2 separate regions of the Homo sapiens genome follow, and region 2 is linked to region 1. A link is an interaction called in ENCODE POLR2A ChIA-PET data of the cell type or tissue named here. Cell type or tissue: OCI-LY7. All regions are shown on one strand. Region 1 overlaps ELF1 (E74 like ETS transcription factor 1). Region 2 overlaps LHFPL6 (LHFPL tetraspan subfamily member 6).

The links. Peaks named below come from ENCODE experiments on the same cell type or tissue, not always from the same donor. Only the 100,000 strongest peaks of a DNase experiment are listed, where the experiment ranks them.
Region 2: POLR2A ChIA-PET joins it to region 1 with 5 read pairs; 1 of 35 experiments calls an interaction of 5 or more read pairs at or near these places.

What each region holds. Positions count from the first base shown.
Region 1 is chr13:41,000,626-41,004,625 of GRCh38, forward strand. All of the region lies in intron 1 of ELF1 (E74 like ETS transcription factor 1), which reads right to left. Among named protein-coding and RNA genes, the nearest start is that of ELF1, 17 kb to the right of the region's middle. In OCI-LY7, a CTCF peak has its summit at 3,043; no DNase peak of the experiment used is centred here; H3K4me3 peaks cover 2,994 bases; H3K27ac peaks cover 4,000 bases.
Region 2 is chr13:39,595,201-39,599,200 of GRCh38, forward strand. All of the region lies in intron 2 of LHFPL6 (LHFPL tetraspan subfamily member 6), which reads right to left. Among named protein-coding and RNA genes, the nearest start is that of LHFPL6, 6.0 kb to the right of the region's middle. In OCI-LY7, no CTCF peak of the experiment used is centred here; DNase peaks (open chromatin) are centred at 1,781, 2,051 and 2,781; H3K4me3 peaks cover 2,923 bases; H3K27ac peaks cover 3,536 bases.

The sequences.
Region 1 (4,000 bases):
AGATTTAAAAAAATACTTTACTATAAAGACACATCCAGGAATTGTACAATATCACAATAAGGTTTATTTATATTATTATTTACTAGCAATACCTAATGTCTAATAAGTTCTTTATGGTTTACAAAGTAAAACATGTACAGTATACTGCTTTTTATTTAATCCTTAAACATCTCTAATAACTACTGATATCTCTGCATAGATACAAAAATCTGACACGTCCTCAAGGAGATTAGGAAAGATGATAAAAATAAATCATAAAATAAATAATTAGATACAACGCAAAGAAATCTACAGATTCAATGCAATCTGTATCAACATACCAATGACATTCTTCACAGAAATAGGAAAAACACTTTTTTTTTTTTTTCTGAGACAGAGTCTCACTCTGTCGCCCAGGCCAGAGTGCAATGGTGTAGTCTCGGCTCACTGCAACCTCCACCTCCCGGGTTCAAGCGATTCTCCTGCCTCAGCCTCCCAACTAGCTGGGATTACAGGTGCCCACCACCACGCCTGTCTAATTTTTGTATTTTTAGTAGAGATGGGGTTTCACCATGTTGGCCAGGCTGGTCTTGAACTCATGATCTCATGATCCACCTGCCTCGGCCTCCCAAAGTGCTGGGATTACAGGCGTGAGCCACTGTGCCTGGCCAACATTTTTTTTTAATTATTATTTATATGAAGGCTGGGCATGGTGGCTCATGCTTGTAATCCCAACACCTTGAGATGCCAAGATGGGAGGATCACTTGAGCCCAGGAGTTTGAGACCAACCCAGGCAACATAGCAAGACTCCATCTATCTTTTTTTTAAAAAGAGAACCACATCCATATTTTGTGGAACCACAAAAGATCTCAAATAGCAAATAACAAAGCTGGAAGCACCACACTACAAGTCTTCAAAATAGAATATAAAGCTATAATAACCAAAATAGCGTGGTTGGCATAAGAACAGACATACAACGTGAGAGACCCTGTTCTAAGTGCTGGGAATACAGCAGTGAACAAACCGACCAAAATTTGTGCCCTCATAGGGCTTAGAATCTAGTGATCTTAATCACAACATTCTGTTTCCCCTCAAAATATTCTGCTTTAAAAATGTAAAGCCAGATGCAGTGGCACGCTCCCATAGCAGGGGGCTGAAGCAGGAAGATCACTCCAGCCCAACAGTTCAAGGTTGCCGTGCACTGTGATCACAACTATAGACAGCCACTTACTCCAAGCAGGGCAAAACAGCAAGACCTTGCTTCAAAGAAAAAAAAAAATGGGGATTGTCAGGCAACATAGGCTGTTATCTTAAAACCCATGAAAGAAACTTCTGTCTCTCTCGTTCAATATCTAACTCCTAGTTACAATCCAACCCCTGACAACTGGACACAGAGAATGTGACGTCTCCTACAGTAAATGGGGGACTAAGAGTTGTGGGGAGAAGTTTTTTTACCTTTCAGAGACGATCTGTGAGTATATAAGGTGAGGGGAAGGGAAAATCTGGGGGGGAAATAGGTACAGATAAATCCAAAAGGAGGCTGTTCCAGGTAAAGCTGATTTACTTAGGGGTAACCTCAACGCCTTCATTTTGATTTAATTTTGACTTTGAGCCAACTGAAATGTGACACTGTGTACTGGGATTTTTAAAAACATCCCCTTTATAAATAGAAATACCTGGAGAAGAAGAAATAATTCTTCCTATATTGTCTTTTCCTATATTTTAATAGTAGATGGCCTGCAGAAATCATATCAGGGCGAGGTGCAGTGGCTCATGCCTGTAATCCCAGCACTTTGGGAGGCCAGAGTGGGTGGATCATTTGAGGCCAAGAATTCGAGACCAGCCTGAGCAACATGGCGAGAACCCATCTCAACACAAATTAAAAATTAGATGGGCATGGTGGCATGAGCTGGTGGTCCCAGCTACTTCGGAGGCTGAGGTTAGAGCCACTTGCACTCCACAGAGCAAGACCTTACCTTAAAAAAAAAAAAAAAAAGGCAAGTCCCATCTCAAAAAAATAAATAAATAAATAAATCAGTGTCGTCTATATTCTTTTGGACAAGCACTCTTTAGGGACCTATCTGCCAGACACTTGTGGGTAAGGGAGAAGGGTAGGAAAGCAACAAGTAGCTAAGAAGACTTTCCCTACAGGCGCTTACAATCTATCAACTAAGGCAAATGCAAATCATAGTAATATGTATGCTATAGCAGAAGTGGGCAAAGTTCATTCTCCCATGTAATTCAGTAATTATTTACTATGTCCCATCTCTTAAGATTATAAGCTACTTGAAAACAAAAGACATATAATAAATTTTTCTATATATTAATAAACACAGTTTAAAAGAATATTAAGTAAAGTGTATATTAAAAAGTCAAACTAGGTCAAGATCAAAGGACCTTTTATTTTCTTAATATTTACTTACTAAAATTCTTCATTAAACAGTAAAAGATTAGTGTTTTCATATGTTTGTTTTAGCATTCTATAGAATTTCACATGATGCATGTACTTGCTTCCCAGAACCAACTGGTGGTAAGCTAAGCTTCACTGACTATTGTCAAAGTGACGTACATATATGTATTTTTCTGATCCAAACTCAGAAATACATCAACACCCCCCAACAAAGAGCACAAAAAAGGGAGGTCTGACATGTAAAAGGACACTCAAAAACCCTATAAACTATTTTCCACATGTCTACCTAAGTTTTAATAAACAAAATAACTATTTGGTTCTTCTAAAACTCCTTAAAAATTAAATTCATATAGCTTCATAATTTTTCCTTCAATCTTAAAAATTAAATCCTTAAATTTGACTTTGATCATTTAGATTTATTGTTTAAAAAGACATAGTAACTTCTATCAATTTTTGGCTGGAAAAACTGTTAATATATAAACTTTATAAGACATTCCTAGAATGGCCAGATCTAAGCTAAAGTCCTATTTGTGAAAATTATTGCTCTGTTGACAAGACGACTGCAATTTATAACCCTCCAATCACTGAGGCACAAAAAACTTGGTGACAACAGAAAATAATACAGGGAGAAGCAAAAAGTAATAAAGAGAATTATTATTTCCATTTATTCAGTGGAGATATCAGGACCACAATGAATGGCTAGACATTTTTTCCAGATTGAAGCCAAAAGTAAGAGATTTTTGATGCTTAGCGAGCTAAAATAATTAAGCTCTTCAGCTACATTTTTTAATGGACCAATATGTTATCTCCACTTTTAACTAGGATGAAAACACTAATAATTTCACTAAGATATCTCATTTCCATAAACAGCAAAAACAAACTGGGGGTGGGTGGAGCTGAAGTACAAAATAACTTTTACAATAAAATTATTTCTTAGAAATAAACCATAAAGGCAACCTGTAGAAAAGATTCACATTATAGTTCTTTAACCAGTTTATGATTCTAGAAAAAAGAAAATAAATATCAGGCATGTATTTATTCCCCCAACAAGTATTTATGAAATCTACTATATGCCATTTACTGGGTATACAAAAATAAAGATAAATAAGATATGATCCTTGTCCCAAAGTGGTTCAACATCTAAAAAGAAACAATGTAAACAGATAATTACAAAACAATGTAAATAAACAAGTCAACCAAAAGATGACAGAATGAATAGAGAGGGGTAAATACCTGTGAGAACCTGAAAAAACTTCATAAGGAAGTAACATGTTACTTATTTCTAAAGAAATAGCCCACATCTGTTTTTTTCCAAGGAGAGAGAACATGAAAGGAAAGGGGGTGGGGGATATTCTGGGAAGAATAAGCAAAGGTGACCCTAAAAGTTAAAATCACTGAGAAACAGGTAGAATAGGAATTTAATGAAAACAAACCTTTTCCCTAACATTAGGGATACAGGATCTACCATCAGAACACCTGCATTCAAGTTGTAGTTGAACATCATTTACTAACTGTATTTTCTTAGATAAGTCAACCTCTATAACTTTCCATTTCATCTTTCATCTTGAAGTTGTACCAAGTAAGAATTTACTTGGTAAACTACAAAATGC
Region 2 (4,000 bases), 1.4 Mb before region 1:
TTTATTAATTCCTCAACATCCTTGCTTTTAATAAATCCTGAGCTTAGAGTGCATGCTCTCACTGGTGCTCACTGTCAGCCGCCTGTAGTGTATCTTCCTTTCTTTCCTTTTTTTTGAGACAGAGTCTTGCTCTGTCACCCAGGCTGCAGTGGCACAATCTCGGCTCACTGCAATCTCAGCCTCCTGGGTTCAAGCGATTCTCATGCCTCAGCCTCCAGATTAGCTGGAACTACAGGCACACGCCACCACATCTGACTAATTTTCGTATTTTTAGTGGAGCCAGGGTTTTGTCATGTTGGGCAGGCTGGTCTCGAGCTCCTGGCCTCAGGTGATCGGCCTGCCTTGGCCTCCCAAAGTGCTGGGATTATGGGTGTGAGCCACCGCGCCCAGCATGCATCTCCCTTTCATTCCTTCCTGGCTGGCAAAGCCCCACTCCCACTGTTTCACCATGTAGGCCTCCATCTGAAGCTTGCTCCTTTATATTATCAGTGTTCGTGGTTGTGATGAAAGGCATGGTCTGTGGCCCTAAAAAGTATGACCACTGAGCAAGAGTTTCTCATCTTCTTCCCCAAAGGTGCTGAAGACCAGGAGATCTTTTCATTAGTCAAAGCTGATTTAAGTGCCATTCTACCTTGCAGGAGAAATTCAGAAGGACTGGCTCCTAGTGTGCCCTTCTGGCCTAATCATTCTATGTTTCCAAGATGTACATGACTGTACAGAGTTGGCCAAGGGACGTCCAGGACCATCCCTGTGATCTATAGTACGGTCTTCCTATCTTTCAATTAACAATTTCTTACTGAAAATCCACTGCATGCAAACTTCAGAAGTTGTATTAAGGTCTTATTTTGAATACTTCATATCCAAAATCTTGTGTCTGGTATAAAAAATGATAAATAAAAGGAAATGTTATATATAATTCATATATTATAACATATATATGTATGTATCTATATATAATATGCACTGAGAGAGAACTGCAGACAATTTGTTGTGACAAGAACTAAGAGAAATGGAACAAGAATGTGCTAAATCAATACCAAACTACAGCAGCAGACCCCCTTTATAGCTCAATTTTAGAGAGGTTTATAGCAGATTATGACACAACTACACTTTAACTCAGTTCTGAAAGTAAGCCATCTACCAGAAGTCTCATCTTCTTAAATAGGAAATGGTTAACTCAGAACATGGTTTTCAAGGTGTCATCTCTGAACCAGCAGCAGCAGCATCACCTGAAAACATGTTAGACGTGCAAACTATCAGGTACTCCACCAAATCTACTGACAGAAATTCTGCAATCCGTGTTTTAAAAGGTCCCACAGGTGATTCTGATGCATACTAGAGTTTAAAAACTGCTGGCTAAAAACTCAAGACAACTCACCTGGACCTTCTATCATAGGTTAGAGTGAGCCAAATAAAACAAGAGTAGTTATTATAGTAATCTATAAGGCATAATTTAAAAAAAAAAAAAGAGCCCTGCCTGCTTCCCCAAGTGACCTAAGAAGAAGTCTCTACATTTCTTTAAATTAGAGCAACTGTTTTCAGTTAAGACACTGTCACAGAAAGCCACTATGCCCATTAATATGCCAACACTCATTATTTAGCTTATTACTCAGCTGTCACTTGGCAGAGAGCTTGGATATAAAGAAAAGCATAACGTGGCATATCATATGACAGGTCAGGTTTACAGTAAAGCAAGGGAACAAGAGTCCCAAGCAGTCTCCCTCAAGTCATGAAAGACAGGCCCAGGTGGAACTCTACAGTAAGGAGACTCTGAAAAGGCAATGACGCTTTCATAACATAGAGCAAGGGATGCTCAAAGAAACATTCTGACATCATTACTGTCTTCAGCAGCACTTAACTGTCTATTAGTTGAGATGATCTCCGGCTTCTTAGAACAGAACAGTGTCTAAGCAGGAAAGGTAATGGTTTACTGCTGATTAGCATTCCACACGCATTTCATATGTATATATGACTAACGATCAAACTAAACATGGAATAATATAAATATGGGACTCTCTTTGGTACTTCCTCATTACTGCACCAGCAGTTTCTTAAGATGAAATGTACACATTCAGATTCTGACATTTGCAAGCACCACCTGACAGAACTTAACAAATACGCTTAATATGTCTTTACAACATTCTTACGTGTATCATTTGCAGGGCATGTAAATCTTACTAATACGTGCACCAAAAAGTTTGATATTAATTTTTTAAAATTCTGTTAAAGTCCTTAATGACTAAAACGGTATTTGAAAGCACACAATTTTATATTCACCAATCAAAAACATTAAAGCCTCTATTTTCTCCTAGCATCCTTACCACACTATATACATGTTAACATTTTTATTTTACATTGTATTTCCCCACAGCCTTTCTACATGCCTTTTAAAAACTCAGTTGAGGGTAACTCAACCCACACTGGTTCTTTAAAGTTAGACATAAACATACCTTATAATATGAAATGGAGATGGTGGCAATTAAAGTTTCTGTACAGATTACCACAGGAAAAGTGATAGTCACTGACTCCTTGAGGTATTCCTACTATAGGTAGAAAATATCCATGTATGGCAGCCCCATTTTACATTGCTCTATCAGTTGACAGCTGACATTTTAACCTCTAACCAACCATAGCAAGAAGATTCAGAATTAAGTTTGACAATTTGTCCTTTAACTTGTTCCAAAGTACTGCAGGGGTTTTACTGCCTGATGTTATACCATATGTACAAACTCTAGACACAGCAGGCGGGGTTAAGCAGGATGCCTCTGTATTTTGCCATTCTCCTGTTTCCTGTTGTTTTTGGAGCAGCCTAACTTTAGCTAAACATAACCCTCCTGGGCATATCATTTTTAGCAGGAGAATCTGCCTCATAGCAAAGTTCCCTGTATGTTGATTACATTTCTGAAGCATGGCAGTCTATGAGATTCATAGAACTCACTGGTTTGGCATTCTGCCGAGTCTTTATGAAACCCAACTCATCATAGGAAAAATTTATTGAAATAAAATTACTTACTGCATAAGTTTTTGTGAATAAAAACCCAAACAATTATGAAATGAACAAGCTACCTAGGGAATTCTTTTTGAAACTTTTTTTTTTTTGGTCATCTGGTCTCCATTAAGTAACAGTGATAAACAGCAGATTCTTTAAAACTTTTTCCATATTTCAAGTTATTTTTTAATTCTAAATTTACTGTTATCTTTGGTAATGGGTATGTTTACTTGTGCCCTCGAGAGGTGAGATTCTGTAAAACCCTCTTAGATTTTACATCCAGAATTATTTTTGCCAGTATGAGAAATATTTTTGAGAAATTAGAGAATATCAGCTGCTACTAACAAATTTTATTTATCTTTATTTATTTTATTTATTTATTTTGAGACAGAGTCTTGCTCTGTCGCCCAGGCTGGAGTGTAGTGGCCCAATCTCAGCTCACTGCAAGCTCCACCTCCTGGGTTCACGCCATTCTCCTGCCTCAGCCTCCGAAGTAGCAGGGACTACAGGCGCCCACCACCACGCCTGGCTAATTTTTTTGTATTTTTTAGTGGAGACCGGGTTTCACCGTGTTAGCCAGGATGGTCTCGATCTCCTGACCTCGTGATCCACCTGCCTTGGCCTCCCAAAGTGCTGGGATTGCAGGCGTGAGCCACCGCACCCGGCCAGCTGCTACTAACAAACTATACTCTTAGCTTAATGTCAGTAACTCTTACCAAGCCAGAGTTCATGAAAAGTACTCACAAAGAAAAAAACATGGTTCTTTAAAAATATATATAATTTCCCCAATTGTCTGTCCCCTTGGGTATTCTGTAAAGTAGAACATTTAGCTCTATATAATTCAAAAAAAATCTATACATAGCTTAGGGAAGGAACCATAAATCTCATGGGTCTCAGATTCACTTCCTGTTGCCTTCCTTCATTACACGTTTAAAGATAATCAATAAAAACTGATTTCTCTTTGTAAGCATTTTCCTGTTCTGCCAGAAATAATAGCAGGCCCTGCCCTAA